2 separate regions of the Homo sapiens genome follow, and region 1 is linked to region 2. A link is a loop called in an ENCODE intact Hi-C map of the cell type or tissue named here. Cell type or tissue: endothelial cell of umbilical vein. All regions are shown on one strand. Each heading gives the region's core, and the rest is flanking DNA. Links, peaks and the distances in the headings are about the cores only. Region 1 overlaps CALCRL-AS1 (CALCRL and TFPI antisense RNA 1). Region 2 overlaps CALCRL-AS1 (CALCRL and TFPI antisense RNA 1).

Region 1 (16,747 bases), core at 4,942-12,941, 95 kb after region 2:
GTGATGCAGATGATCCTGACCCTGTGTAAGCCTAGCGTAATGTGTGGAGTTTTGTCTTCATTTTTAACAAAAATTTTTTTAATGATAAAAGCTTATAGAGTAAGAATACAAAAAAGAAAATAGTTTTGAACAGCTGTACAATGTGTTTATGTTTTATGCTGTGTTATTACAAAAGAGTCAAAAGTTAAAAAATTGAAAAGTCTATAAAGTAAATAGTTACAGTAAGCTGTTTAATTTATTATTGAAGAAAAATATTTTTCATAAATTTAGCTTAGTCTAAGTATACCATGTTTTAAAGTCTACAGTAGTGTACAGTAACATCCTAGGCCTTCACGTTCACTCACCACTTACTCTCCAACTCACCCACACAGCAACTTCCAGTCCTGTAAGCTCCATTCATGGTAAGTTCCCTATGAAGTAGATATGGTTTGGATGTTTGTCCCACCCAAATCCCATGTCCCCAGTGTTGGAGGTGGTGCCTGGTGAGAGGTGCTTGGGTCGTCGGGGGCAGATACATCATGGCTTGGTGCTGTCCTCACAATAGCGAGTTAGTTCTTGCAAGATCTATTTAGAAGTGTGTGGTTCCTCCCCTAGCCATCTCTCTGCTCCTACTCTTTACCATGTGGCATGTTGGCTCCTGCTTCACCTTCTACATGAGTAATACCTCTCTGAGGCCTCCCCAAAGCCTGAGCAGATGCCAGCTTGTACAACCTGCGGAGCTGTGAGCCAATTCAACTTCTTTTCTTTATAAATTACCCAGTCTCAAGTATTCCTTTATAGCAACACGAGAACAGACTAATACACAGGTGTACCATTTTTTATCTTTTATGCCACAATTTTTACGATATCTTTTATGCCACAATTTTTACGATATCTTTTCTAGATGTACATATGCTTAAATACACAAATACTTACCATTGTGTTATAATTGTCTACCGCATTCAGTACAGTAACATGATCTAAAGGATAGTAGTCAGGGAGCAATAGGTTCTACCATAGAGCCTGGGTATATAGTAGGCTAAACTATCTGTTTTGTAAGTACACTCTATGATATTTGCATGATTACAAAATTGCTTAATGATACATTTCTTAGAAAATATCCCCATAGTTAAGCAATACATGACTGTATTTTCAAGTACTGTGCCTTATCTAAAGAAGTGTTTTAGTTCACTCTTGCTCACTCTCTCACTTTCTCTCTCTCTCTCTCTCTCTCTCTCTCTCTCTCTCTCTCGTTACACATGGCTATCAGAGGGCATTTTTTTTTGTATAGTTCCTTGGGAAAAACAAATGTTGCTTTCATATTTAAAAATTTTATTTTCCTCCTTGACTAACAAATATGATTGGCAAATAAAAAGACCTGTGACCTCAAAAAGCTCTGTGCGATAGTGGCTTAATTAAGGTGTTTCTTTTCATTTAATATATGGATTACCATTTATGCCAATATTATAACCAGATTATTCAATCAACAATAAGGATTTATATTTATTATGAGAAAGGCATGATTGATCAAATGTATGAATAACTATCCAACCATTACATGAGCTTGCCTTGTACACGGTGACTATCAAGCACTTATGCATGTTAATTAGAGATGTTTTGTATTCTTCCTTATGTTTCATAAAACATTTATTTTCCGCAATTTCTTTTGAATACCTTCTTCTGGGTTGACAGTTGAAAGCATTAAAGCATTTCATGAGAAATATTTTAAGGTTTTTACCTGTTCTTTGGTGGAAATAAGAATTTTCTTTCTCACAGACTGGTGCACAAAGACTCCATCTAACAGCTACCCGTATTTCCTGACAGTGACTCTGAAAGGTTAGTTTCTAAAAGTTTAAAAGTCATTTCATTATATCAGAGCTTTTATCCAAAATTCATGCTGACTGTGAAAACATATATGGGTAAGGATGATTTACTTTGAAATCATCACAAGCAAATAATATCTGGAAACTTGTACCTTTAACTTGCTGGTCATATTCTCTAAATACACTTTAAATAAACATACTAGTGTTCACTCTTTCTGAACCTATAATTATTTCACTCTCATTTGTGTTATAACAGCCATGCATGTTTGGTAATTTTATTTCTCTGATAGTTGGAAAAATATAATTTGTTCTATTGTATTTATTTATTATTTTCCAATGAGATGTTCAGTCATTGTCCCAGAAATACATAGGTTCAAAAGATAAATAAGATAGAGAATTAACCATAACATGTAGTTGCCTTATCTGAAGCAGAAAAAGATTTATTTCCTTAAAACAAAACAAAACAAAAATAATTTTCCATTCTTTACTATCTATTTATTTAATATTTGAGTTAGCTAAGCTTGGTAAAAAGGATTGCTGTGTGCTGTAATTTGAGGGTTTTCAGGACCTATTAATTAAAAAAAAGTCCTCCAAATATATAAAAAGCAGCTGCTCCAACCCACATGGCCTGATAATTTCACGCTTAGGACAAGTGAATAATGAAATATAAGAAAGTACTTTGTATTTTAGGGAGATGAGTACGGAGAGAGAGGAGCTTGGAAGTGGAGACAAATTTTAAAGCACATAAAACCTTGGAGAAGAATTTTCCTTGATATAGGATAGTAAAACAAGTATACCATTTGTCCAGGGGTGGTGCGAAGAGATTAGAAGGGCTACAGCAGCTCAAATAAACTGTTTCTAGGGCTAAATTTCCTTCCTTCCTTCCTTCCTTCCTTCCTTCCTTCCTTCCTTCCTTCCTTCCTTCCTTCCTTCCTTCCTTCTTTCTTTCTTTCTTTCTTTCTTTCTTTCTTTTCTTTCTTTCTTTCTTTCTTTCTTTCTTTCTTTCTTTCTTTCTTTCTTTCTTTCTTTCTTTCTTTCTTTCTCTTTCTTTCTTTCTCTCTCTCTCTCTTTCTTTCTTTCATTTCTTTTCTTTCTTTTCTTTCCTTTTTTTCCAGAAGTCTAGGATACTTATTATGGTGTCTTCCGGCATAATGCTTTAGAAGAAGTTAGCAAAGTATCAGTGATTAGATGAGGGCAAGACCTCCTAAGCTCCACAGATACAGTGGCTAGGACATGGAATTGTACCATTTATTTCTGAAAGATCTAAACATTGTATCTTTTTCTTTCTGTGAAAAGGTTAACATATGGCCTACACTGTAAATACCTTGTATTTTAGTCAGGAGAGGCGAGGGCATTTGGTGCTTTACTGCTATAGAGTGTTCTCATGGGAAAAAAAATAGCATTGACCCAGTGAATGAGAGCACCCAGATAAAATGATTACAACCTATTGTATAATTCCCTGATCCCACCCAGTTGTGTCATGGAACAGGATATCACACATGTATACAATGTAATTTGTATCGAACATAAGAAGCATTTGTTCCTTGATTTTTTGAAGTGTATAAACAGTAGATATTCATTTGTGTTTGTTTTATTTTAGGTATCCCAATACCTAAATATACAGAAATTACTGGAAGAAATATTCAATCTGGTGTGATATACTAGGTGAATGTATCATAAGAATTTCTGTTCCTTACAAAATTGTGAATGCAAAGTTTTAGGAATTATATTGGCTATATGATACTGATCTTTGATATCTTTGTACCTTAAAGCAAGATTTTCTTAGTGAACACTGGCATTCACAGTATTGTTTTTTCTCTGGCTATATCAAGAGCTTTAGTTGTTTTTTGTTAAATGAAAAGAATGAAGAGACTATCTTTCAGACTTAAAAGTTAAAGTTCTGTGTGCAGACTTTCATGTCATGTAGAAAAAGGAAATAAAGGGAGTTAATTGGTTTTGCTGTAATTTTTCTTCAGTGGATTAAAAAAAATCTATGCTTAAAATACTATTTAATGATAATGGGTGACAATTTCTATAAAAATACAACTTTTGTTTCTTAGAAAGTTAACTTTTTTCTATAGTTTATATAAATATGGCATTAGTCAGTAACTGTGTGTTCGGATGCCTAAAATGTATAGCTTTTTTGTTTGTTTGTTTGTTTCAAGAAGCTATGTCTTAATTAATTTAGGAGACTATAGGGTTGTTGGGAAGACACATATAAATGGAGAAGCCAGAAAAAGCTGGACACAAAAACAGATTATTAGAATGGAGCTGTACGTGGATATTAGAATTGGTGGCTTTTTAAAATAACTGAGACATAGTTGCACATTTCCATACTCCTGTGTTTACCATTGAGCTTTTTTACCGTCTTTGTATTTTTCTCTATATCATTAGTTTTCTTACTTATAATTTTGATACTCTTATAGCTTCAGTTTATCAAGCTGTTTACAACTATCCCCTCACTCTGTATTCTCTTTCTAATGACTGTTCGGTTTTAGCATCTATCAAATACCTTGATGCCTTCATTTGACAAGTCAGGTTCAAACCTGATAATCCTATTGGCTAATCTCACTTCCATGCTAGACATCATAGATGACTGTTAAATCTGAGGATTAGCTGCCTTTGGATGATTTATCCATTTTTATTTAGTTCAATCTGTGGTAGAGGCTGGATCATGTGGGTCTAAATATTAGTTAAAATTACATTGATTGGAGATCTAGAGGTTTTCCTTTAGGAAAAACTATAGGCTTGGAATAAACAATAATTGGTACATTTGAGATTTTAAAAATTCTGTCTTCTCTACATACGGCCAATAAACATATGAAAGAAAGCTCAACATTACTGATCATTAGAGAAATGCAAATAAAAACCACAATGAGATAGCATCTCACACCAATCAGAATGGCTATTATTAAAAAGTCAAAAAATAACCGGTGTGTTTGAGGTTATTGGAAAAAAAAAAAAAAGGAATGCTTTTATACTGTTGGTGGGTGTGTAAATTAGTTCAACCATTGTGGAAGACAGTGTGGTGATTCCCCAAAGACCTAGAGGCAGAAATACCATTTGATCCAGGAATCTCATTACTGGGTCTATACCCAAAGGAATATAAATCATTCTAGTGTAAACATGCATGCACATGCACTTGTATGTTCATACAGCACTATTCACAATAGCAAAGACATGGAATGCCCATCAATGATAGACTGAATAAAGAAAATGTGGTACATATACAACATGGAATACTATGCAGCCATAAGAGGAACAAGATCATGTCCTTTGCAGGGACATGGATAAAGCTGGAAGCCATTATCCTCAGCAAACTAACACAGGAACAGAAAACCAAATACCACATGTTGTCACTTATAAGTGGGAGGTGAATGATGAGAACACATGGACACATAGTGGGGAGCAACACTCACGGGCGCTTGTTGAGGACGGGGTGGGGTGAGAGGAGGGGTGAATCAGGAAGAATAGCTAATAGATGCTGGGCTTAATAGCTAGGTGATGGGATGATCTGTGCAGCAAACCACCATAGTTCATGTTTACCTATGTAACAAACCTGCACATCCTGCACCTGTGTCCCTTAATTTAAAATGAAAGTTGGAAAATAAAAAAATAGCTATCTTCTCTAACACAAGGAGCTATTCTCCAATATTATGCATCATTTATTCATTTACAACTTATTTGGCCACTCAATTCATTTTATATATATGTGTGTGTGTGTGTGTGTGTATAAATATTTGTGTGTGTATATATATATGTGTATATATGTGTGTGTATATATATATGTGTATATATATGTGTGTGTATATATATATATATATATATAAAAGGGGAGAATATATTGGATATTGGATTTTGTGTCTCTTCCTAGTTCAAGAATAAAGATACTTTATGTGATAGGGTTATTAAAGCAAACTGTCAGTCACATGACTGCTTATATGTTCCCTTGAGGCCAGGTCATTTGACTTTATATTCTTCATGTTTATAAAATGGTCCCCCTAGCCCGTCTATAACCCCAGGAGCCTTTCCTGCTGGTAGGGATGTATTTCTTACAGGATCACACTCCTTGGTACTTTGTAGGCTGGTATTTATTAGTAATACGCCCTGTAAGTGCCTCTGTCCAGTGGGCATTATGGTTCTTTCTGGTCAAGGTTCTTGGTATATTTGGAAGTGACATGCAGTTGATATATGTAGTCCCATATTCTCATCACAGTTTTCCCAGTTCAAGATGTCCTTGGTATTCAGTGCTGCACAGATATTCTTTGTAATGAATGGATGACAGTCCTTAACTGATCCTTACTTGTTTGTTTCCCACAAAGTGAAAATAAGTCCTGTATGCAATATGCAATATTTTAACTTTTTAATTTCAAAACATTAATATGATTATTAATCTTATGATCAAATAAAGTGGTTATTAACTAGCAATTATGTGCAACATTCTAATATTTGATTGTATGAATTAGATATGTCACACAACATGTGATCTTAATCTTTCAATCAATTATAAATGCTTACTCAGATATTTCTACAATGTTACCAAATTTCAATCTGAATTTATAATACGAATCAGTCTTTCCTAATTCTCACACCCCTAAAATGTCAGCTGAGTAAATTATTTACCAATAATACACTTACCAGTAAGATAGCATAGCCTTAAGTTAAAGCATTACTTTACCTAACTTCTTTTCAACTTTCAGGTTATCCTAGTCTAAGCTGTTTACTTGGATTTTCCTCTTTTAATTCTTGTATTCATCTCTGTTGATCCTAGTATTCTGATAACAGATTCTAATAATTCCCCAACCATTCCCCAAAGCTGCCCCATATACAAAAGCTGAAATAAAAGAAAAAGGAAAGTACTGTAACAAGGAAGGGGATAGAAAAGTCTTCATGTAGAAGAAGATGCCCAAGTGGAATTTTGAAAAATTAGTACTAATTTGACAAAAGTATGAGAGTAAAGGACATTTGTGGGTAACACATATTTAAAATACTCAGTGTGTAATTATTAATTCACTGATTCTATAAACATGCTTTGAAGTCCTGCTGTGTTTAGGTCTTATACAAGATGCTGGAGCTAAAGATTTAGAAAAGAGTGTCCTATAATTTATAGGGAGATTCATAATAAGTTCGGCACTTAATAAGATGAAAATAGAATAAGTGTTATGCGGAGATTGTATGCATGCACGCTGGACACTCACATATGATCACATATCTCAGCCTGGGAAGAAAGGAGTTACTGAAGACGTTCTGTATGAAATCATTTAGAAATCAATGTACTGAGGTATACTTTACATATAATAAAATGGACACATTTACTCTACAGATTGATGACTTTTGACATTCAGCTGTGAAACCTCCACCCCAATTAAGATATGTCTCAATATTCTGTAAAATTCTGTCTCTTTGCAATGTTTCCTTGTGCATCTTTTCTTGTTAGTCCTTCTGGAATAAGTAATTATTGAAATGGGTTTTTGACAGATTTCTCAGTAGTTATGTAAGAAGAACAAGAATTTGAGTAGTTATTTTAGAAAAGCAAGAAGAAAAAGCACCTCACTAAAAGCAGGGCTTCTGTCAAAGAGCATAAGAAAATGAGGCTAGAGAAGTTCGTAATTAGATGATAAAGAACACTGAAAGAAAATCTGTAGTACTTCCATGGGTTTAAACCAGGATAAGTCATAATAATAGCAGTAAAGTTAATGATGATGATAATAATAATATTGTTGAGTGTTTACCGAGAGGCAGGCACTTGTGTATGCATGATTTAATTTAACCTTGTAAAGAGGTTGCTTTTCTCATCCATTAAAGATTTGACAAGCTAGAAACTCAGTAGTATTAAATGAATTGAAGATTCACAAATAGTAAGAGCTCCTGGGAGGTATTTACACAAAAACCCTTTTCATTTTACTTTCAACATGATTTTTTTAAAACATTAACAATAAATTGATGATAGATTGAAAGCAGCAGGGCTGGGGTCCAATTTGAGAGATAATTAGGAGGTAGAATCTACAGGGCTTAATAACACATGGTTGAGGGAAGGATTTGGTAAAGAGAGTATTGAGGATCATTTTCAACTTAGATGAGTAGATGATGCAATTACCCAAGATGAAGACAATTGAAATAGAAACAGGATTGGAGATGACAAGTTCAGTGTTAGCCATGCTGAATTTAAGCATGAATGTTACTTCCAAGTGTTGAAGTATGGCAGGAATTTGGAAATACAGCTCTAAATTTTGGAAAAAAATTTCTATACTGTTAAAAAAGATGTGAAGTCATTAGTATACATATTTTAGTTAAAGCCAGAGAGAATGTAAATAATTAACAGAAAAAAAACTAAGGATAGAAGAGCAAAACATTTGTCTTTAAGGAATGTTGGGGAAAAACAAATCAAAGATAATATTAAGTAGAAAAACAACAAAAAACCCAAATAATAGAAAATAGTGTCTTGGAAATCAAGGGCTGGGTGTGTTCCAAGATGCTATTTTTTAATGACATCATGAGAAGTGAAAAGAGAAGTCGTAGAGAAGGAAAAGAAGAGTGATTAAATATGTACATTGCACTTTGAATCCAGGCAGTCACTGGAAATTTGCGTGAAAGTAGTTTCTTTGTAATGGGGAAGAAGGTGGACGGCAATGCATGGAGATTTGAATAAGAAAAAGGGACAATGCATGTAGAAAGCTCAAGATGCTCAACTTTGAGGAACGGAAACAGATGGGAATATGTTATAGGAAATCATAAAACTGAGGGAGTTGTTTTTTGCTTGATCCAGTTCCAAAAGAAATAGTCACACACACAAAAAAAAAAAAGAAGAAAAGAAAAACAAAGATAAGAAAGAGGAAAAGAGGAATTAATCATGAAGAAGAAGGATACTCATTGCAACAAAATCGTTGAGGATGTATGAGGGGTTAGTGTTTGAGCACAGGTAGAGGGATAATGTAACGAGGGTGCTGTAACATGGCCATTTGTTAGACTGACAGCGTAGGTTGGAGAGCAGGCACTTTTTGCTGAGGCAATTTCCCCAGCCTTGTGTTTATGGAACTTCAGAGTGTGACTATTCTGTTGTGGGGTGAGGTGGAGGGCTGCAAGGAAAACTACACTCTGAGGCTCACTTAAGGCATGTGCTGCCGGTAGCACTTCTGAATGAGGTGCAGAGTTAGAGGCAGTAATTACGGCATTAGCATCGCAGAGTGCCCAGTGAAAAGTTTTTGGAGGGAAGAAAATTGTTTATAATGATTGCTTTCTGTTTTAGATTTTACTCTATAAAACATTATTTCCAAAATCAGAAACCTAGATGGCCTCTAATTCTTATGATTCACTGCTCAAGAACTGTGCCTGTTTCCTCCTATTAAGTATGTTTTCTTGTGCTGTTCTGTTGCTTAGACAATTTTCTTTGGTTCTTCCTATTGCATTCTCATTGAGTTTTCTTATCTTTTCTCACATTTGTTTCCTTGTGATAGTGCAGGGCTGAGTCTTCCTGGTTCCTTCAATGGCTAGCTACATTACATTTCTTTCACTGAAAGCCTTCCCTTTTTTCTAGTGGGGACGGGCACATTGGTGTGGGAAATAGGAGAGCTGAAGAGAGAGAGAAGGGGTGTGAGTGGAAATAGTGAGTGGGGATTATATCAGTAGGCCTTTATCATCTGTCACTTTCTTTCCTGAAGTTTCAGTGATGACATTTCTGATAACATTCGTAAGAATGTAATAGAGCTGTTTTTCCTAATTTTTAATATATACTTCAGTAAATTAAGGTTCACATCATACTATAAGTTCAAGAAGTTAAATGGGAAGAAACAATTCCCTAGTCAAGCTTGAGAATATATGAGAACTTAATTTCAATGCCATACAAAAATATTCTTTGTGTGAAATAGGCAAGAGTTATTTTTTGACATGTAGATAAAATATGTTTTACAAGCGTTGACAATAGACACATTTTATAACAGCATAAACATTATAAATAAGAAAGTAGAGTATAAAAGTATTGTGTGAGAGAGGTCAATGTCAGTAAGAAATTATGAAGTTAACAAGAGGAAGAAAAAAACTGGTGTAAATAGATTGAATGAGTTGCTCTGTTAAAAAAAAAAAACAAAAAACAAAAAAACTTAGGATAGGTCATTAAATCTAGCTGTTTTAAATGTTTTAAAAATTGGAAAGTATAAGCAACATACTGGAGACTACAAATAATAATTTATCTTTAAGTATCATCAGTGATGATTGAAAGAAAATCATACAAAGCACCATGAAGTAAACATGACCTTTTTTTTTTAACTTGGTAAAGGACTTTTTATTTTATATCTCTCCAACGAATGAAAAATGCAGACAAAAAGATGTTCAACATCATGAATCATAAGGGAAATGCAAATCAAAACTACATTGAGACACCACCTCAAACCTGTTAGGATGGCTGCCATTGTAAAAACAAAACAAGTGATGGGGAGGATGTGGAGAAATTTTAACCCTTTTTCAGTATTAGTGGGAATGTAAAATGGTGCAGCCACTGTGGAAAACAGAATGGTGTGCCTCAAAAAATTAAAAATATAATTCCTACATGATTCAGCAATTCCATTTGTGGGTATATACTCAAAAGAATTGAAATCAGGGGCTCAAACAGGTATCTGTGCACCTATGTGCATAGCGGCATTATTCACAATAGTCAAAAGATGGAAGCAACCCAAGAGTGGGTTGCAATTGACATGAATGAACAAGCAAAATGAGATATACACACACAAGGAAGAATTATTCAGCCTTCAAAAGGAAGAAAGTTTTGACAACATGGTATTACACAGATGAACCTCAAGGGCATCAAGCTAAGTAAAATAAGTCAGACACCATGGGACAAATATGGTATGATTTCACTTACAGAAGCTACTTAGAATAGTCAGAATCATAGGGACAGAAAGTAGAATGCTGGGGGAGGAGGAAATAGGGAGTTATGTTTCATGGGTATGGAGATTTAGTTTTGAAAGATAAAAAAGTTCTGGAAATGGTTCATGATGATGTCATGCTATGTATATTTTTTACCACAATTAAAAAAGTAGTTTTATTTTAAAAGGCCGAAGGGTGATGAAAGTCCTCACTGCTTTATCCATCTTCGGGAGTTTTCTTCTCCATTTAATTCATTAAAAGAACTTTCAAATCTTACAATTTTCTAGGAAGCTGTTCCTGTGCAGTTTGCTCTCCTGGATTTCTCCCAAGGGACTACTGTCATGGAACAGAATTCCACTCAGGTAACATGGGGCCCAGCCAATCGCAAATGCCAACCAGGCATTTGTGTGCTGTCTTTAAGAAGAAAGGAGATGGATGGGTCTGAGGGTAAAGGAACAAGAAGGTGTGGGTAGGGGCTGAGACCAGCCTGAGTATTGGAATTTGTCCTTGACAGCTGCGGGAAAAGCCCTGTCGAGGCCTGCACAGAGGCTCCAAGTGCAGAAGTATATGTGCATGTGCCCATGTATGCTTTCACTTATGTATGTGTTCATCTATTCATGTATTCAATGAACACAATTAGCAGCTGCTGTATGCTGGGTACTGTTCTATCTAGTAGTAAACCAGCCTGGCTGGGCTTTGTCCTCATAGGAAAGATATAATGAAGGAGCTCACAGGCAAGCACACGCGTGTACAGTGAGCCCACAACTGCACTCTGATGGGGTACATTAGGCAAGTCTCATTTTTCTGGTAGCCAGTGGGAGATGCATACAGATAAATCCAACAGAGAATCAGGAGCAAGATGCAGGACAAGTCGGAGATACAATTTGTGCTCAGAATGCCGAGGCCCTTGCCAGCCATGCAAAGGTCTTAACCCTAGAGCAGCATGAAGCCATGAAGGATTCTAGGCAGTGACAGGCACGGTGAGATTCATGTTTTGGAAAGTTCCTGCAGGCTGCAGTATGAATACATAGTAGGAAGGCAGGAGGCCAGGTGAGAGAGGAGCTGGCCTGCTCCAGGAGGTAGAAGCCTCTGGAGGTGTTTAGACACCTCTAGATTGAGACATGAAGCTGGAACAAAATCATGAGATTTGGTATCCATCAGTCCACCTATTCCTACTTTTCCCTGTGTGATGCTGAGTCGATGTGCCCATAGTCTTAGTTGATGTGCTTTTAAAGTGAGAAAAGGAGCCACCTCGGCCCCTCTTTCTCTAGAGTTTCTGCTACAGTGATTGGGTGAGATCATGTGAATACAGAGCTTTGTCATCAGGGGCAAGGTGTTGCAGGCTTATTGATGAGAATGTGGATGGTGATGGTGATGGAGAACATAATTCTGGTATTTAAGGGGTTGAGGAGTGCTGCATGTACTCCACGCAGGGCAGCATACTCAGAGGTTTATGCATATCATCCAGTAGGATTTTGTACCACATTTGGAGATACATGTTACTATCCCCAAGATAATGAGAAAACAGCTCCAGAGACGCTTATGCAAGGTCACCCAGAGGAGGGGGGTCAGAAGGCAGATTCAAAACATGGTTTGTCTGGATTTAAAACTCTTATGAGCCCCACACCACCAGCCACTTAAGAAGGCAATTGTACTTTGAGATTTTATCAGTCTCAGTTGGCTTTGGGGCCAGGATGTGTGTTCATTCATTCATCAGTCCATTCAGAAAATATACATGGAGTACCTAACATTTGGCAGCCACAGCCCAAGCCCATGAAGGGAACAGTGGACAAAACACACATCTTCGCATGACTTCTTTATTGTGGTTAAAAAAAAAGACATATCATGAATTCTACTCTCTGAACAAAATTTTCAGTGTACGGTATGTACAGTATTGTTAATTGTATGCATATTGTTGCACAGCACATCTCTAGAGCTTTTTCATTCTGCCTGACTGAAACTCCACACACATTTTGCAACTCCCCATTTCTTTCTTCTCCTAGGCCGTGGCAACCACCATTCTACTTTGTTTCTGTGAGTTTGACCACTTTAAATATCCCATGTAAGTGTAATCATGCAACATTTCTCCTTACGTGACTGGCCTGTTTCACTTAGTATAATGTCCTAAAGTTTCATTCACATTGTAGCATATGACAGAATTTCCTTCCTTTATAAAACTGAATAATATTCCATTGTATATATTTACCATATTTTATTTATCCACTCATCTGTTGATGGACAATTAGGTTGAGTCCACATCTTGGCTATTATGACTAATGCTGCAATGAACATGGGAGCACAGCTAACTCTTTGAGACCCTGATCTCAATTCATTTAGATCAATACCTTGAAGTGAGATTGCTGAATCATATGGTAGTTCTATTTTTAAAATTTTGAGGAAACTTAGTACTGTTTTTCAAAGCAGCTGCACCATTTACTTTCCCACCAACAGTGCAGAAGGGTTCCAATTTCTCCACATCCTCAGCAACACTTGTTCTTTTCTTTTCTTTTTTTAAAATATTTTAATTTAGATAAAGAGATTACATGTGAGTGTTTGTTACACTGTTATGTTATGTGCTGGTGGAGATTGTGCTTCTAATTCACCCATTACCCAAATAGTGAATATTGTACCCAATAGGCATTTTTTCAGTCTTCCCTGTCCTCCCACCCTTCCCTGTTTCAGAGTAACCAGTGTCTATCACTTCCACCTTTATATCCATGTGCACCCATTGTTTAGCACTGATTTATAAATGAGAACATGTAGTATTTGATTTTCTGTTTCTGAGCTAGTTCCCTTAAGATAATGGCCTCCAGCTCCATCCATGTTGCTGCAAAGGACATTCATTCTTTTTTATGGCTATGTGGTATTCCATTTTATGTGTGTATGTGTGTGTGTGTGTGTGTATGTGTGAGTGTACATGGTATTTAATATATATATAATACATATACGTATATATGTGTATTACATCAATAAATACCAACATTTATTGATGTGATATGCCATATTAAATGTGACACACACACACACACAGACATTTTCTTTATCCAGTCAACCATTGGATAGACACTTAGGTTGGTTCTATGACTCTCCTATTGTGAATAGTGCTGTGATGAACATACAAGTGCAGGTGTCTTTTGTATACAATAATTTATTTTTCTTTGAATAAATACCCAGTGTTGGAATTGCTGAGTTGAATGGAGTTCTATTTTCAGTTCTTTGAGATACCTCCATATTGTTTTCCGTAAAGGTTGAACTAATTTGCATTCCCACCAACAGTATATGAGCATTCCCTTTTCTCTGCATACATGCCAACATCTGTTATATTTGACTTTTAATTCTAGTCATTCTGACTGTTGTGAGATAATATCTTATTGTGGTTTTAACTTATATTTCTCTGATGTTTAATGATGTTGAACAATTTTTATGTTTGTTTTACACTTATTATTTCTTCTTTTGATAAATATCTGTTCATGTCTTTGCTAGTTTTTAATAGGGTTTGTTGTTTGTATCTTATTGAGATTTTGAATTCCTTATAGATTCTGGATATTAGTCCTTTGTGAGAGGCATAATTTGCAAATATTTCTCCCATTCTGTAGGTTGTCTGTTTACTCTGTTGATTATTTCTTTTGTTGTACAGAAGGCTTTTAGTTTAATTAAATCCCATGTCTATTTTTATTTTTGTTTCATTTGATTTTGGGGTATTCATCATAAGTTATTTGCCTAGACCAATCTCCAGAGGAGTTTTTTTCTAGCTTTCTTCTAGAATTTGTATAGCTTCAGGTCTTACTTTTAAGTCTTTCATCCATATTGACTTAATTTTTATATAATGTGAGAGATAAGGGTCGGTTTTCATTCTTCTGCATATGGCTAGCCAATTTTCCCAACAACATTTTTTGAATAGGATGCCCTTTTCAAATTTGTTATTTTTGTCAACTTTACTGATGATCAGTTGGTTGTAGGTATGTGGCTTTATTTCTGGGTTCTTTATTCTGTTCCACTGATCTATGTGTCTCTTTTTGTACCAGTACCACATTGTTTTAGTTACTAAATCCTTGTAGTGTAATTTGAAGTCAGGCAATATGATGCCTCTGGATGTGTTTTTCTTGTTTAGTAATTCTTTGGCTCTTTGGGCTCTTTTTTGGTTTTGTATGAACTTTAGGACTGTTTTTTTCTAATTCCATGAAAAATGATGTTGGTAATTTGATAGGGATTGTGTTGACTCTGTGGATTATTTTGGGCAGTGTTATCATTTTAATGATATCAATTCTTCCAACCCATGAGCATGGAATGTTTTCCGTTTGTCATCTATGATTTCTTTCATCAGTGCTTTGTAATTTTCTTTGTAGAAATCTTTCACTTCCTTGCTTAAATGTGTTTATAGGTATTTCATCTATTTGTGACTATTGTAAATGTGATTGAGTTCTTGATTTGGGTCTCAGCCCAAATATTACTTTTTTAAAATAGGAAAAGTTTCATGAGTTTGCATATTCTCCTTGCACGGGGACCACGCTAATCTTTCCTGTATCATTCTAATTTTAGTATATGTGCTACTGAAGAGAGCACCAAACATTATTGATGTATTAAAAATGCTACTGACTTTTGTACATCAATTTTGTAAGGTTCATTTGCTCTATAGTCACTTATGTCCAGAGTTCCTTTGTTGATTTCCTGCCCCAATAATCTGGCGTTATCAGTAGGGTGTTGAGTTACTCACTATTATTTTATTGCTATGAATCTGTTTTCCTGGTCTAGTAGTATTTGTTTTATGAAACTGGATGCTCCAATGTTGGGTGCATATATATTTAGAATAGCTAAATCTTCTTCTTCTATTGAACCCTTCATCATTATCTAATATCCTACTTTCTATAAATTTTACTGATATTGGTTTATAGTCTGTCTTACGTGATATGAAGATGGCTGGTCATGCTCATTTTTGTTTTCCATTTGCATGGTATGTCTTTTTTTACCCCTTTACTTTGTCTGTAGTATTTAGCCAAGAGTAACTATCTTGTAGGTAGCAAGTCGTTGTGTCTTTTTTTCTTTAAAATACAATTTGCCATTTTGTATGTTTTAGGTAAAGCATTTAGGCCATTTATATTCAAGAGTAATATTGATATGAAAGGTTTTGTTCCTGTCATAGTGTTGCTAGCTAGTTGCCTTGGAGTTTCAACTGTGTAATTGCTTTATAAGGGCTGTGAGCTTTGTAGTTATGTATACTGTTACGATAGTGAATATCATCCTTTTGTTTCCATGTTACAAATTCTTTGAGTATTTTCGTTTGACTAGTCTAATGGTAATACGTTTTCTTTGTAGTTATTTGTCTGGGAAAGACTTTAGTTTTGCTTCATTTTTGAAGCTTTGTTTGGTAAGATATGAAATCCTTGACTGGTGTTTTTTATACATAAAGAGACTAAAAATAGGCTCCTAATCTCATCTGCTTATATATATACACACATATATATATGCACATATATATACACACACATATATATACATATATATGCACATATATACATATATAAGTATATATATGTATATATATATAATGTATATTGTATACGGTCTTTTGGCTTTCATTCTGGGTACTTTCAGCAGCAAAGAGTCTCTATAAATTTCTTAGTTACAGATAGCCTTTTGTGGTGTTTTTTTCAAATACTGATTCCAGTTGTGATGTATGGGACATGTGGGCAGGCTCATAGCCTCTAGTGGAGCTAGGGTGACAGAAGTCACAGGAAGCTTATCTCATTCTCTAGTGCTGTGCACTTGTCTCAGCAGATTTTCTACTGTGTTGTGACATTCAACCTCCAGGCCAGTAGGTGGTACTTATAGGTAAGATTTGGCTGCAGCTAATGCAGATTGGTACATATATTATCCTGTTTACTGGGAGAAACTCTCTATTGCCTTAGGAAGAGGGCTGATTTTTCTCAGATGAACACTCTTTTCCCATCTTCTCCTCCCTGGGATCTGAAGTGTCCTTTGCTCTTCTGGTAAATTCTCATTTTCCTTCTTGAATTGAAGCTCACAGGCTTGATCTTTACACAGTATTTTGCTATTTCCAAGTGGTTGAAAGTTGATAAAAGCCTCTA
Region 2 (16,747 bases), core at 3,717-11,716:
TGAGAAAAAATTACTGATTTGTATTATTTGCTGATTTTTGTTGCATAAATACTCCCACAATAGCCAATTTTAGGGTGTCAATGGTTCAAACACTGGATTGCAAAATTCCAGCTCTGGCATAAGTTAGCTCCAGCACACTACTGGGAAATGCCCTCAACCTCATGTTTAAGAAGGCTCATCAGCAGTCCCGCATTACGGCCAGAGGAAGAAGTCCTTTCGCTTATGAGTGTGACTTGATGTGGTACACATCATTTCCATTTACATCCTGCTAGTGAGAAGTCAATTACGTGTGCATGCCTAGCAGAAAAATAGGCTAGGAAATGTAGTCTTTAGTCAGTCTACTTGATTATGTGTCTAGCTAAAAACTAGATATTTGGTTCTTATGGAAAAAAAGGAAGAAAAGACATTGGTGAACAATAGCAGATTTTGCCACAAATATGCATTAACATCGGTGTCAATTTATAGTCATAATTATAAGAGGGACAATAATGACTGAAATGAAGCAAGTTGATATGAATAAGTTAATATAAGATAGCTGTTAATTTGAAATGATTTTTCCATTTCAAGTAACAAAGAAATGAATAATAACCAAAGTGCCTAATTAATAACAGGCAAAGAACAGTGCAGTGCTAAGTTAAAACAATGACAGAATGATAGATGTTCCAGAAGTTAAATATGATCTGTGTGCACTAATTATCATTATATGTTTTTCTGAAGGTTCTCTGATTGACATTTTAAAACATTTATTAAAAATTGCATTACAGTAGAACGGTTTAAGAAAAAAAATTGAACATTGAGAAGTCTTTCCCATTCCCCAACTGTCTAAAAACAAATCAACAATGACAGTTTGAGAATTTTATATTCCTAAGAGTTCAGATAGAAGAGTAAGATATCTATGGGAGGTTGTTTATAACCATAGTTGAACAACGGAGCTGGATTTTTTATTAAAAAAAAAAAAACACGAAAGTCCATGACAATCAGTACATTTCGTATAAGATTCTAGAGTTTGCATTAAAAGTACATTTATATTCCTGGATTACATTCTTCAGACCCACAAATCAAAATATCACCTCTATGCTAATCAGTGATACTGCCTACAATGTGCTACACCACCCTCCTTCAGCAAAACACCACCTATTAGACCTCCTCACATTCTGTAAGCCATTAAACTATAACCTGAAAGAGTGGTTACATTGACCTTCTTTCCTTAAGAGATTTGTCTCATGATTCTCAATCACATCAGATGTTTATTAATTTATATGTTGCAATTCTTCTGTTGTTTTAGGGGGAAAATTCCAAAAAGGGGATATTTTATATGGTTTTTTCACTTTCTCTTGTTGAATAAATTAAAAATAAAACTCTTCCTCCTAATGTAAAGAATTGACACTAGAATAGCTTTCATGTATGTAAATCTGTTTTTCTTATATGTATGATTTTCTACACTCTCAGTTATTTTATCATTCAATTATTTTTCTTTTCCTTCTTTCTTTCTTTCTTTTTTTTTTTTTTTTTTTTTTTTTGTGAGACAGTCTCGCTCTGTTGCCCAGGCTGGAGTGCAGTGGCGCGATCTCGGCTCACTGCAAGCTCCGACTCTGGGGTTCATGCCATTCCCCTGCCTCAGCCTCCCGAGTAGCTGGGACTACAGGCACCTGCCACCATGCCCAGCTAATTTTTTGTATTTTTTTAGTAGAGACGGGGTTTCACGGTGTTAGTCAGGACGGTCTCGATCTCCTGATCTCGTGATCCACCCACCTTCGCCTCCCAAAGTGCTGGGATTACAGGTGTGAGCCACCGCGCCTGGCCATTCTATTATTTTTTTATTCTGAGACTCTGAGTCACTAAAGGCATAGAGATGCTATTTTCAGTTTTTAAAATCACTATCAAACTTTCATCATTATTATTATTATTTGCCTGATACAGCTACTCATCCTCCTGTCTATGTAATACTTATTTTTTGTGTGTTTTTAATAGAGTTGATCTTTTTAAAGACCACTGGACATAGACTCAGATATGAGTTCATGTCTGGCCTTACTCTTTTCTGTAATCTTGGCCTAATCAGCTGATCTCTCGGATCTCAGTTTCTCCATTTGCAAAATGGGGATAATAATACCTGCCTTAGTGATTTATAGTGATTTGGAGGGCTTACTTTAAGAATTAACTATTTTATTTTGAAAGATCATTTTATTTGGTATTCTGTTCAAAACAGTGACTGGAATTGAGATTATATTAAAAATCTCTGATCTTTCTCATCACATTTTAGAACACATGGAAATAAATTGTCTCACCATGCAATTTTTAAAAATCCCTTAATTGCAGTATATTAAGACATTGGAACTAGAATATTTATTCTAGGAAATATTATCCTAGGGGACAATACTCTAACAATAACAACAATACATAATATTTATTGAACAGACATTAGACGAAAATCACTGTTTTAAGTGCTTTATAAGTATTAACTCATTTAATCCTCACAAGAAACCTATGGAAAAAGTATTAAATGATAAAACAGGAATATAAGTTGAATGTTTAAGACAGATACTGCCAGTGCTGTCTGTTGAAATTCAGCCTACATTCAATGCCAGAAGGCAAATTTTTCTCCAAAATATGTTTATTACATCTCTTTGTCCTTTTTTTTTTTTTTTTTTTTTTTGAGGTGGAGTCTCACTGTGTCGCCCAGGCTGGAGTGCAGAAGTGCGATCTTGGCTCACCACAACCTCCGCTTCCCAGGTTCAAGTGATTCTCTGTGCTCAGTCTCCCTAGTAGCTGGGATTACAGGCGAGCGCCACTTTTACGCCCAGCTAATTTTTTTTTTTTTTTTGTATTTTTAATAGAGACAGGGTTTCACTATTTTGGTCAGGCTGGTCTCAAACTCCTGACCTCATGATTCGCCTGCCTTGGCCTCCCAAAGTGTCAGGATTACAGGCGTGAGCCACTGCTACCAGCCTTCTTTGTCCTTAATGTCAGACTCATTGGCTTAATTTCTCTGTGGCCGCTAAGGAATATGCATTTTGGTGTGTTAACCAAAAACTCTTATTGTGTAACTTGGAAACTTCCAGTTTAAAATCTTTTTTGCTAAAATTCTCTCTTATAAAATATTACTTGGACTATACAATTTTCACTTTTATTATCATTTGTCTGCTATAGCTTTCCTCCACACCGATTTTCTATGTAGTATTTCTTTTAAGTGTGTGTCTGATAGAGGGTGTAAAAGGATTATTTTTTTTCCTAATTCAATCCAAGAATATCTGTTTTAGTGGATGATATAATCCAGTTACATTTGTTGTAATTACTAAATTTTATTTTCCAATTTGTTTGTGTTTTCTTTTAACCAGGCATTTCTTTGTCATCTTTGTCCTTTCGTACCTTCTATTTGCTCACTTTGTTTTTGTATTTTATTTTCAGTCATTTTAACCATTATATGCAAATAACTTCTTATATTTGAATTTATTCTGCTAGTTTGTACTGCTTCTTGAAGTAGTTAGCAGTTTTTTAAAATTTGAAGCCATTTCTTATTCAAATATTTCCTTATCCCATTCTTCATCTTCTCTTCCTTATGAAATCCAAGTACCCGTTGGTTGACTCTTTCACCATGACTCGTATATCTTTACACATTTTTCTTTATATTCCATTCTTTGTGCTTCAGATTGGATTTATTTTCTGAGATACTGTCCAGTTTACTGCTTCTCTCTTCAGATTTGTCTAATCTTTTATATTAGACATTACTGAGTTCTTAATTTCAGATATTCTTCAATTCTAGAATTACCATTTGATTCTTTCATATAGTTTCTAGTTCTTGGCTGAAATTGTTTGTTTTGTCATTTAATGCTTATGCATATTAACCTCCATTATTTTAAAATTATTACTCCAAATTCCAATATATGGATCTCCAGTGGATCTATTAGCTGATTTTTCTCTTCATTTTATTTTCAGTTAATTCTTTCCTTTTATTTACATTTATTTATTTATTTTTCCTGCTGCCTGTTTTTTATTGAGTATTATTGTATGTAAAAAATGTTAGATGTGATTTTATGTTTTTAGATCACATTATCTTTCTCCATAGAGGATTTTTCTTTTGACTCTGGTAGGTAGTTAAGTTGTAGCTGGTGCAAATTAATCCAATTATACTTTTAACTGATTCAAAGTTGGTCTTCAGTCTGCGAGTGTTAGTTTATTTCCAGCTCATATTTATTTCTAGGGTGTATCCTTTGGAGATACAAACTAAATATTCAGGGTCTATAGTAGAACCCCTCTTTCTTGGATGGTTCTGAGATTCAATTTTTGTCTTAAGCATTGAGAGACTGCCAAAAATGTTTTCTTTCCCCAGCTTCTTAGCCTCTCAGCTGTGCTTTCTGTTTTCCTCTTACCTTCTCTAGAGATATTGCTCTAGAATGTAACAATGCCTCTATGGGAACATTTAATCCTCCTTATCTCAACCTCAAAACTTCTGCTGTCCATTAATCCTCTAAGACATTCTCTGCTTTTTGAGAGGGGGAAGAGCAAGGAATTTCAACCACTGTTCCCTCATTATCCTGGACCACATACAACCTTCAAGCTCCATCTATCCTTATGTTTCTCTAAGCTTTTCTATTCTGCTGGTCAGGAATCACGGTGTAAATGGTAGCTGTTTATCAGACTGCTATTTTGGAGTAATTTAGGATGCTAGGCTACAGTTTTCTCATGCTCTAGATCTTCCAATCCTGTGAGATAAAGACCTATGCATAAGGGTTTCTGTTTTCCCAGTTAATTCCCAGAGCTTAGCCTGGAGCTTAGGTCATTGAGCCTCTTTCTCAGATACTGACCAGGGCCTAAAATCCAGTCATCTTCTTTCTAATTTCCCCTTCTTTGCTTTCTTTTTCAAATCTTACCAATTAGAGACAGGAAACAACTCTTCTCTACTTACTTATTGTTTCCACTTTATGGATTACAAGTCTGAACATGCTTTCACTCTTCATATTTAAAATCAAGCTTTTGAAATAACTAAAAATATACAAACAACTGTTTTCACTCTCAAACAACTGCTCTTTTAATTTGAACCCAGAGTTCTCAAAATTATAGTCTTTACTATAGTTTTATAAAAGTCAACTTAAATATAAGTAATTTGACTTTTACTTTTTATCTTAAAGTAAGATAAAAGGCAGCATACATAAATCCTTGTTGAAGTTTGGATGATTAGAAGAGTTAAGATTAAGAGTAATCTTCCACTAAATAGAGTGCTAACTCTGTAGTGTCCTGAGACAAATGATATAGCTATAGTGACAATAATAATGTCAGTCATTTATTGGGCGCATGCTGTGTTTCTTAAATGCCCACAATGTTTTGTGAATCTGTATGATTTCCTCAATAACTTTGTGAATTTATGATAATTACAAGTGAAAAAACTAAATGCTTTTAGAGGACAAGTAACTTGCCCAACTCACTAGTAAGTGGTAGCTGTGGAATTTAAGCCAAGGTCTGTCTGACTTCAAAGCTGTTTGTGTTTGTTCTCTATACGATGCATAAATTTTTAGCTATTAATAATTATAATTTACTTTATTCCTATCAATATAATAGTGGTAGTATGGAGTATCACCTGGGAAAAACAACTCAGTTTATGAAATACTGATATTCAGGTGAAATTTTATGTTATACTTGAGAAAGTGTTTTATAAGCTGTTGTAATATTTTATTTTTTCTATGTATACCTACTTTATTTTCTAGATTGTAAGTTTCTGGAGATAGGAATTTTCTTTTCTCTTTTATGTCTCTTAATATATTTATTATACTAAATCCCAAACAAATTTTTGATCATTATTGATTTCTGCTTTTTTCTAAAAAAATTAGATTATGTTTGTTAATTAATTACTTTGTAGTTGTATTATTCTATAGACTATTTTGGTGTTTGATGTTTTTTAAATTACACTTTTCATTTAACAAATGCAAACCTAAAGTTGCAATATAATTACAAGGGATTCCATATACCCTTCATTTAGATTCATTTGTTGTTAACATTTTGCCACATTCACTTTATGTCGCTCAAGACATATTGATGTGGACATTCTCATTATTATTTTCTTTTTGTTCTGGCGTAATCCATGTGAGAGTAAGCTGCGAGAGATCATGACCTTCACTCCAAACACTTCAGTGTGCATGTCTAAGAAGAAGCGCATTTTTTTGTATAATCACAGTACAATTATCAAATTCAGAAATGTTACTTTCATAGAAACTGATTATCTAATACCTTATTTATATCCAAATTTCAACTTTTTTGTCCAAATTACTGTCTTTTATAGCAACATTATTTCCTGATTCAGGATCATGGATTGCATTCGTCATGTTTTTTAAATTGCCTTTATTTTGAAATAGTTCTTCAGAATTTTACTGATTTTTATGACATTGACAGTTTTGAAGAGGCCCCTTCATTGTGTGGTTGTATCTGACTCCTTGCACCAGAAAATATATTGTCCAGGTACTTAGCGATAACTAATGTTCCTTTAAAAGGAATATAAGGGCTTTTAGAAAATATAGCTGCAGGTTAAATATAACTGCAGATAACACTAAGAGTTAAAGGGAATAATGTCAGACAACAAGGGAAAAGTTTACAAAGCTTTTTTTTTTTTCTTCACAATTTTACCCAGAACCAGCTCTGATAGTTACCATGGTCATAAGTTGAAATGAGAGTACCATTTTTTTCCTATTCTTACTGCAGACCAGGGTAATGAGATTTACCTCTGAACAATGAATGATCAAAGAGGCTTTTACCTACTGTTCCTTCAGGAAGCAAGTTTATCTCATGGTAAGCTAGTAGAGTATAGAAATCTAAATATCAAACTATAAATTCTGGAACTCAATTTGAATGTCAGAGTGGTAAGGGAAGAACACTGGGCTCAGACAGACCGAGAGATAATAACAATAATAGTATAGCAATAACAGCTATTTTTGAGCAATAAATATTTATGATCACTGTGCTAGCATTACCTTGTATCCTTAGAATAACTCAAGGTAGGTTTCATAACACCTGATTATAAGGCAGGGAACAGGTTTAGAGAGATTAAGTCAATTATCCAGCATCACAGCATCAGTCATTCAGGTAGTAAGGAAGAGAATCAGGATTATGTCATTATGTCATAGGCCTGTCTTAGCCCTAAAGAGTACTCCTTACTTACTACTAGGTTAACATTGCCTCTCAAATGCAGACTCCACCAATGTTATTTTTATGTCTTTAAGCCTCAATTTTCTCATTTTTAAAATGTTGATAACAATCTTCACAGAGTGAAAGAATTGTGTGCAAACCGACTGACTCACAATAGCTATAAAACTTCTCTTTCTAGTCAGATTCTAGACTTTCAGTTGTCAGTATATTGCTAGATAATTTTAACAGTCAAATATACATAACTATAATGCATGTTTAGATATTAGAAATAATAGTTTGAAAAAATTGCCAGGATAAAATCTCTACAACTTATCAGAGGTTAGAATAGGAATATGTATTCAGTAATTCATATTACCTAATTTTACCCAGATCTCTTCTTGTTGCTACATCCTCAAAATAATAATTTGACATTCCCTTCAACTTTCTTTTTTTTTCAGTCATGTATTTTTAGGTTTTCGAATTAACAGGAAAAAAAAAATTAGCACTGTTCTCTTTTCTCCACAGCCTTCATTTGTTTCATTTCCTCTTTTGTCACCTATCTCCTAGGCAACAAAGCAAACAAAGGAAAACCTTTTATTATCAAAAAATTAAAATAAAGAATTCAGATAAAAATTGAGGAATTGATGAGAATTGTCTGTTGAGGCTTATGTAACTGAAAAGAAAAGCAAACACTTGTTTTTTTTTAACTTCTTCCATTAACACACCAGCTGCCTCTCTAGGAACCCTCAGTGTGAAGCTGGCCCCAGAGGCCTCACTAGTGAGGGTTTGACAGTCTACAATCAACATTTGATCTTGAGCTTCTCTCCCTTACACATATCGTTATTTTTCTTTTCTTTACATGAAACTATATGTCCTGTCAGGATAAAATTACTTTACGTGTTCAAAGTAAACAAAATTGTTCATTCTAGTAAAATATCCCTCAGAAGTTTCTTCCAGGAAAACCCTAAACCAGACAAAAACTTTACAAGATTTTTTAGTTATGGTTTCAATATGTCTGCAAGTGATTTATTTTTCATAGTTCTTAAAATTTTGCTTGAAAATTATTTGCTTTTAATTCAAGAAATCCCTGCTATAATTCTCATTTGAAGAAAAAAATGTGCCAGTGAAATTTGTTAAATAAAATAATAGTTCTGAAGTAAATCAATAGCCAAACATCTACAGTGGATTTAGTGTGTAAAGGGTGGTTATGAGGCTTGGGTTATGTGGCCAGGGTGAAGCAGGATATTTCCCTGAACACTTCACTCTGGCGGGAACTGGAATGCACGGGTACTTGAACTAGCCAGCTGATTTGGCACTGGCAGGGGTGAACTCTACTCACTCAGACCTGCTGTGCTCCACCCCTCATGGGAAGGGGAGCACACAGGTGTGTGGGTACAAGAGCTGGGGCGAGTGCTTTTGGGTGCCAGCAAGGGCAAACTCTGTAGCAGCCCCATGGCAGCATCTGGAGGTGGGGGTGCCCATGACCCCTGAAGCCCCAGAAGTGTTACAGTACTGTTTTAGGTCTGCTGTCCATGGATGGCTTAAGTGTTAACAGCTCAGTGGAGCATCAGTGTGACAGCCTTTTGCACCTGCATTCATGGCACCCAAATTCTTGTCCAGCATCCAGGAGGAATAAGGTTGCACAAATAAATTGGAGATGGTAAATGTGGGGGATTTTATTTCCAATGAAAGTGGTTCTTAGCAGGAAGGGGAGCTGAAAAGGAGATGGAGTGGAGAGGTAATCTTCCCTTGAAGTCTGGCCATCCCCAGCTAGACTCCTCTCTGAAGCTACACTGTCAAGCTGTCCCCCTGAAGTCAAGCCACTTCTCTCCAACGTCCAGCTGTAGTCACTGACTTCCAGCTGCTTCTCCTCTCTCTGCTAGCTAAGCCTGGGTTTTTTGCGGGGAGGGGCAAAAGATGGGGGCGAGGTGGGCCATGGATGGTTTTGGAAAAGGCAACATTCAAGTGCAAAAACAGGGATGTAATTTCTCACTTTGGGCCATGGCATCGGGCTTTTCAGCTTGAGGGTGGGGCCCTCACCAGGGACCTGACATCTTCTGACCAGAATTTCCCTGCCTCCTGTCCCTATCATTTCCTCACTCTGAAAAGGCACATCTAACTGCTATTAGAATATGAATGATGGCCTGGCATGGTGGCTCAAGCCTGTAATCTCAGCACTTTGGGATGCCAAGGCAGGCGGATCGCCTGAGGTCAGGAGTTTGAGACCAGCCTGGCCAACATGGTGAAACCCCATCTCTACTAAAAATACAAAAATTAGCCAGTCATGGTGGCACATGCCTGTAATCCTAGCTATTCAGGAGGCTGAGGCAGGAGAATCGCTTGAAAACTCGGGAGGCAGAGGTTGCAGTGAGCCAAAATCTCACCACTGCACTCCAGCCTGGGTGGCAGAGCGAGACTTTGTCTCAAAAAAAAAAAAAAAAAGAATATGAATGCTGACTGGTCTTAGCTACTTCCTGCTGAAAGGGGGTGTTGTTTTGAGGAAAAATGGTAGTCGGATTCCTCCCAGAGGTTTGCCTAAGGGTCCCTGGAAAAAGGGAGCCATTGTCTGAGGCTCTGGTTGCCTAACCGCTTGGAGTTTGATGGCCTCTAGGTGAGAAAAAACAAGTTTATCAAGATTAAGTATGCATGGATCAAATATGTGTATTTTACAAAGAGGAGTTAAAAGAAGAGTATTTCATGCCAAAGATTACTGAAATAAGAAGTGAAATATACTAATCATCCTGAAAGCAACATTGTACGCCTGTGGTATAGAACAAAATGAAGTAAGGGCAGCAAGACTATAAAGAGGATATCAATGAAAGGTTAATTAGTAACACTAATTAAATAATAACTAAGTTTAATTATTAACACTAATCTTTTGTGATTTTTAGCTTGATGTCCCCAGTGTCCTTACATTGGTACTTCGGGTGCTCTTCAGGGTTGACAGAGGTAACTCCGTTGGCTTCCCAGGCCTTTACTCAGGTATAATGAGTCCATTAATCTATTCCAGTGACCCTCACTGCCGTAGGAGTAGAAAGAAATACAGTATAAGGTCCCTCCCAATCTGGGTTCATAGAAGGAGAAAGGGAAGGAAGTACATTTGCCAGTACTAGGTCTCCTGGGTTGAGTAGAGGTGCGCCTAGTTCCATGGGATTAGACCTTCGTTAGTTGTTTCAGTTCCTGTTGGAAATGGGCCACAGAAATTATATGTTTAATCAAATCAGAGGTTTCTTGGTCTAGCAAGAAATCATTGGTGAGAAAATGCTGTCCATACATCATTTCAAAGGGACTCAAACCTAGCTTTGAAGCAGTGTTTCTAATATGTAGTAGGGATATGGGGAGAAGGGTTGTCCAGGGGAGATGAGTAACCCAAGACAGTTTCCTGAGGTGCCTTTTGATAATATTATTTGTCTTTTCTACCTTTCCTGAAGACTGTGGTCTCCAAGCGCAATGAAGATGGTACCATATGCCTAGTGCCTTTGAGACCCCCTGGGTGACGGCCACCTTGAATGAGGGGCCATTATCATTCTGCAGGTACTTAAGGAGTCCAAAGTGAAGAATTATCTCATTAGTACTTTTATCACCTCAGAGGCTTTCTCTGTCTAACGTGGAAATGATTCTACCTAGTTAGTGAAGGTATCTATACATACTAGAAGGTACTGGATGCCCCCTTGCCTTTGGCGTATGGGTGAAATCCATTGGCCAGTCTTCCCCCAGCTAGCCTCCTATCCTCTGGGTTCCTGGAGGAATAAGACATCGGTTGAGGGGATTGATTTTAAGGCAGGTCTCTCAAGCATTAACAATCTGTTTAACCATTTGTATAATATTTTTACCTAATATAACAGTCTCTGGGCCAATTGATAGGTTTTATCCTTACCTAGGTGGAAGACCTGGTGAAGGCTTTAAAGAACTTTCTATTAGTTCATAGCCAGTAGATGAAGCTTGCCATTCTCTGATTGTAGCCATCCTGAGGACTGAAAGATGTATCCTCAAGAGGTGGCCCATTCTGTTTCCACAGGAGAATATTGAGGTTTTATTTCTCTAATGGGCCCTTCCCAGATCAGTGGAGCTTCAAGTAGATTGGAAATCTAGGGCTCTCTCACTGCTGATTTAGCTGCTTGGTCTGCCAACCTATTTCCTTTGGCTATTTCATCCATCTCTCTTTGGTGGCCTTTACAATGTATTACTGCCACCTCCTGTGGGAGGAAAACTGAGGATAATAGTGTATTAATTTCCTGATGGTATTTAATGGGAGACCTGTTAGCTGTGAGGAAGTTTCTCTCTTTCCAGATATTGGCATGGCATGGACAGCTAGGAAAGCATACTTAGAATCAGTATAAATGTTAACTGCTTTCCTTGTGCTTGAGTGCCTTCTGATGGCAATTAGTTTGACTAGTTGAGCACTTGTGCCCGAAGAGAGACATACCCCTGCTCTCAACAGTATCGTTTAGAGTAACTATTGCATACCTTGCTTTATGGATCCCTTATTCTACAAAATAACTTCCGTCTGTGAAGAGAATACAGTCTGGGCTCTCTAAGGGGGTTTCCTTGAGGTCTTCTCTGTCTGCATATGTTTGTACTACTATCTGTTCACAGTCATGTTCAAGCTCCCTAGTTTCCTCTGGGAGGAAGGTGGCTGGATTTAGGGAGGGATGGGTTCTTAATTGAACTGCAGATCTCTCTAATAGCAGAGCTTGATACCTGGGGAAGTGGCTGTCTGTTAACCAGAGACTCCCCTTAGAAGACAGCAGTCCTGCCACATTATACAGAGTGTAAACAGTTAAGTTATTCTCCATGGTTAACTTAGTAGCCTCTGGTACCAGCAAGGCTACTGCTGCAAATGCTCGGGGGCTGGCTGGCCATCCTTTGGCTACCTTAATTAAGCTCCTTACTTAGGTAGCCTACAGGCTGCTGGGCTGGACCCTGGGCCTGGGTTAGAACCCCCAGGGCCATTTCCTTTCTTTCTGACACATAAAGATTAAATGTCTTCCCTATGGGGAGATTAAGGGCTGGTACCTTAAGCAATGTGTATTTTAGTTGGTCAAAGGCCTTTCTAGCCTCCAGTTCCCAAATTAGAGAATGAGTATTAGTCGAGTGGGTCTCCTTTATTAGGTGATAAAAGGAATGAGCTATTTCACCATATGTAGGTATCTATAGTCTGCAGAATTCTGTAATGCCTAAGAACCCCCTCAGTTGCTTCAGGGTTTTGGGGGAGGGGGAAGGAGGAGATGGGCTTAATCCTTTCTGAGCACAATGCTCTGGTTCCCTCTGACAAGATCAGGCCTAGGTACTTCACTGAAGTCTGACAGAGCTGAGCTTTAAATTTTGAAACCTTATATCCTCTGTTAGCCAGAAAATTAAGAAGAACCTTACCACCCTCCTGAGAGATTTCCTCAGTTGGAGCATAGAGGTGAATATCATCTATGTATTGTAAAACTTTAACCTGAGGATAGAGGAACTTGGAGAGGTCTCCTGACAATGCCTGCCCAAACAAGTTGGAGCGGTCTCAGAATCCCTGAGGTAACACCATCCTGGTTAACTGGGAGGTTTGGTTTGGTTTGGTTTGAGAGTGATCCTCAAATGCAAACAAATACTGGGAGTCAGGGTATAGTGGTATGCAGAAAAAGCATCCTTCAGGTCTAGGACATGAACCATTTAATTACCTCAGGTATTTGAGCTTGGAGGGTATACAGATTGGGAGCCACCAGGTGAATTGGAACCACAATCTCATTAACAAGGCGGAGGTCTTAAACTAGTTTTCATTCCATGATGGGCTTTTGTATCCCTGATGTTGGAGTATTACAAGGGCTACTGCAGGGTTTGAGGAGGCCCTGAAACCTTGATATCAATGATGGCTTCTGGTCCTTTCCTAACTTCTGGTTTCAGGGGATACTGTTTCTGGTTAGGAAAAAAGGTGGGATCCTTAAGGTGGACCCAGACAGCTATGGCGGTTCTGGCTTGGCCAATTTTGCAGTGAATGGCCCAAACTTCTGGGTTAATGTCTATCTCCACTAGGGGGAGACAAAGAGTTTGTCCTGGGACCATCATAATAGTGGTCCCCATATGGGAGAGAATATCCCTGCCCAACAATGGAGTTGGGCTTTCAGGCATAATTAGAAAGGTATGGGTAAACAAGAGGTTTTTCCAACTACAACTAAGGTGTTGGGGAAAATATCAGGTTAAAGGCCTTCCTGAGAGGCCCCTCATGGTCATGCTAAGAGAGAAGAGGGGGCCCAGATTGGAGAGGAGAACTGAGAGACCAGCCCTGGTGTCCAGAAGGAGGTCCACTTTCCTTCCTTCGATTTCCAGAACTACCTGGGGCTCCTGGATGATAATAGTGGTCTGGACCACTGGAGCTGGGAAGAGGAGAACTGGGACCCATCAGTCCTGTTGGGGCACTTGGGAGATTAGCTCTGCATCCAATGACCAGTGTTCCTGGTGACAGTCCACCTTCCAGTGGTCCCCATTGCAAATTGAACATGGTCAAGGCAGGTTCCTCATGCTGCCTGAACAATCCTTTCTAACATGTCCTGGCTTACCACATCTGTAGCAGTTAACAGGGCATCTCAGGAATTCTGGTGTTTTGGGGCTTGTGTGGTTGCCATTAAAGCCTCTGTCTCTTTTCTGTGTTTCCTTTCTCTCTGCTGGACCTCCCTTCTCTATTATAAAAGACCAAGCTGGCCACTTTTAGGCGGTTCTTTAAAATACTATCTAGTCCCAGGGCCTGTTTCTGCATCTCCCTCCTGACATCAGGGTCTTTGCCTGAGTAATACATTTGTCCTTTAGGATTAGTTGTCCCTCAGCTGAATCAGGAGATAGAGAGGTGTGCCTTACCAAGGTCTCTCCAGGAAGGCAGTGGGATTCTCATCAAATCCCTGGTCTATCATTGATAGCTTGGTATAATTGAGAGGCTGAGTTCTAGACCTACCTAAGCCCTCCATTATGCACACTTGAAAGTGTCTCCTCTTCCATTCTCTCATCTCATCACTGAGATCCTATTTAGGGTCATCCAATGATACTGCTTCACTTCTAGCTGGATAAAGTTTTACTCCCTCCCTGACACTATATGTGATTCAAAGCTCATACCCATATCTCTCTGCCACTTGCAGAGCAGCCTGCTTCTCAGTGTTAGAGTTTGATTCAAAAGTAACATAATATCTTTCAGGAGAGTTCAAATACTTGGGTTAAATTCTGGAAAGCCTGCATATATCTGTCAGGGTCATCTGAAAGCTTGCCAAGATCCCCCTTAATTTGTCTTTAGTCCTGTAGCGAGAAGGGGACCTGGACCTTACTGGGGCCAAAATCACCAGGCATCTGTTGGAGGGCTAAGAGTGAGGCTGGGGCTTGTCTAAAGTGAGGATTTCTAGGAGGGGTCAAGCAAGAGAGAGAAACTGGATAGGAAGGATGTGGTAGACCCAGAGGAGCAGGGCTGGAGGAACCTGGCTTCCTTCTGGAGGTGCCTGTGGGGTTCATTTCTTTAGTTCCCTGGGATTACCCTTGCAGCCTCTCCTGAGATGGCAAACAGGAGGGCTGGATCAATCCTACCATGTTGGCAAAGGTCTGGATTACCCTGCAAAGTAAAGAAAGCCTGTGCGTATGGGGCCTCAGACCATTAGCCCTCATATTTACAGAAAAGGTCTAACTACAGGATGGTATCAAAATGAATGATTCCCTCCTGAGGTCAAGCCAGTCCTTCCTGCAGATCATAATTTGGCCAAACCTTTGTTCAAGGGACTTTGAGGTGATTTTGCTCCAGAGTCTGAGGGTCAAAGTAGTCCCAGTGACTCAGGATATACTCCAGAGGAGTATAGACTGGGAATTGTGCAGATAGCTGGTGGCCCATTCTGAAACACAGGGAAATAGGCATCCCTTATTTCCCTTCCATCTTTCAGTAATAACCCAGGGTGTGAGGGAGAGAGAAAATGGGTGTCCCCACTTTCTTTTCTCTCTTTTTATCCCCAAGACCTGGCGATCTTAGACAGATACCTTCCATGGGTGCCACTGAAGCCTGCACTTGTGAGACAGAGAGGGCCTGTGCCTCCATTCCCCCTATGGTTGGCAGCCTTTGTGTTCCCTGGGCCTTATCTATGCCATGGAAAATGGCCTCCTTCCATGAAGCAGTGGCTTAATCAGCAGGAATTAGTCCTACTCATTTACACTGCACCTGTGGCCTGGCTTTGGATTCCTCAGATCTGGTTTTCCTTTCTAGGGCCTCAACCTAAAATTTAGAATTGAGTTTGGGACAAAAAGATGTCTCAGGGGGAGCATGGATTTATGTAGATTAAGTTCCTGACAGGCCTTGCCAAATTTTCAGTTATTAGCTGTTGGGGTCATTCCTCTGTTACCTCCCTATCATAAGCAGAGTGATGAGGTAGGAAAAGAACTCTCTTGCACGGAAAAGAAAGAGGGAAAAAAACAGCTTAAGAGAGGTGAAAGAACCTCTTGCTGTATGCAGATGGGTTCCTTTAATCATTGTATCCCTCCTCTGGTTTAGACTGGCCAGTGTTTCCTTCCTCGGCCAGGGGAGGAAAGACTCTATGGGTGGGTGGCGGACGGGGCCTGTGAGTGGGAAACACTGGCTAGCTGGCCGCGTGGTGTCCCTGGCTCCTTAGGCTGCCCTGAGTCACTGGCGGGAGCTGTGCTTCTCTCCCATCCAGTGTGGCCATTAAGCGTGGCACATGCATGCTGCCAACATGCCCAAGTGCTCCAGCTGGGAGGGGAGAGGGTGAGGAGGGCGCTGCCATGCACTGCACGCACCTGAAGCTATTGGGGTGAGGGTGGGGATGGAACCTCTAAGAACCGACAGAAATCATATTGTTATGAATTGCATATCTGATAGCTGGGCCAAATACTCATTCTTCCTAGTAATATTTCTGCAGCTTGTGGCAAAACACTTCACATTATAAAAGAAGAGATAGGACCCATTTCAAAGGAAAGTTACAACACTGAGCAGTGGCCTCTGTCAGATGCCTTCGGTTGACCCAGGACTTCATTCTGGTCCCACATGATGGCTAGGCCTCCATAAAGGGAAACAGAGCCAGCATTCCTTTCATCCTAAAGAAAGAGATGGCGGGTTTGCATCCTGTCCTCTGCAAGTGGCATAGCTCAGACAAGTCTGAGGACAAGAGACAGATCCGACAGATCTGCATTTACTTACACTTCTGGTGAATTCCAGGCAGACCCCAAATGAAGCAGGATATTTCCCTGACTCTTTCATGGGTGGGAACTGGAGGTAACAGGTGCTGGAACTAGCTGGCTGCTTTGGTGCCAGCAGGAGCAAATTCTACTCAATCCGATCTGCTGCACTCCACCCCTCGCAGTATGGGGAGCATGCAGGTTGCAGAGCTGGGGAGAGTGCTTTTGGGCACTGGCAGGGGCAAACTCTGTACCAGCCCCGTGGCAGCATCTGAGGGGGAAACCCATGATCCCTGAAACCCCAGAAGAAGTGTTACAGTACTCTTTTAGCTCTGCCATCTGCAGACAGCTTAAGTGTTAACAGCTCAGTGGAGGGTCAGTGTGACAGACTGTATTAGTCAGGGTTCTCTAGAGGGACAGAACTGATGGAATATATGTGAGATATATATATATATATGTATATATGGGTGTTTGTTAAGTCTTAACTCACGTGATCACAAAG

Evidence for each region. A loop is a pair of places that touch in the nucleus more often than their neighbours do. Peaks named below come from ENCODE experiments on the same cell type or tissue, not always from the same donor. Only the 100,000 strongest peaks of a DNase experiment are listed, where the experiment ranks them.
Region 1: a loop joins it to region 2, with 6 times the contacts of the local background. A loop is called at or near these places in 2 of 110 quality-filtered maps.

Annotation. Positions count from the first base shown.
Region 1 is chr2:187,255,581-187,272,327 of GRCh38, forward strand. All of the region lies in intron 2 of CALCRL-AS1 (CALCRL and TFPI antisense RNA 1), which reads left to right. It also overlaps the pseudogene RNU6-989P. Among named protein-coding and RNA genes, the nearest start is that of CALCRL, 180 kb to the right of the region's middle. RefSeq lists an enhancer at 8,119-8,802. In endothelial cell of umbilical vein, for the core only: no CTCF peak of the experiment used is centred there; DNase peaks (open chromatin) are centred at 8,691, 8,881 and 9,321; H3K4me3 peaks cover 334 bases; H3K27ac peaks cover 2,938 bases.
Region 2 is chr2:187,161,656-187,178,402 of GRCh38, forward strand. The region is part of intron 1 of CALCRL-AS1 (CALCRL and TFPI antisense RNA 1); the gene reads left to right. Among named protein-coding and RNA genes, the nearest start is that of CALCRL-AS1, 170 kb to the left of the region's middle. RefSeq lists an enhancer at 12,947-13,241. In endothelial cell of umbilical vein, for the core only: no CTCF peak of the experiment used is centred there; a DNase peak (open chromatin) is centred at 7,736; H3K27ac peaks cover 869 bases.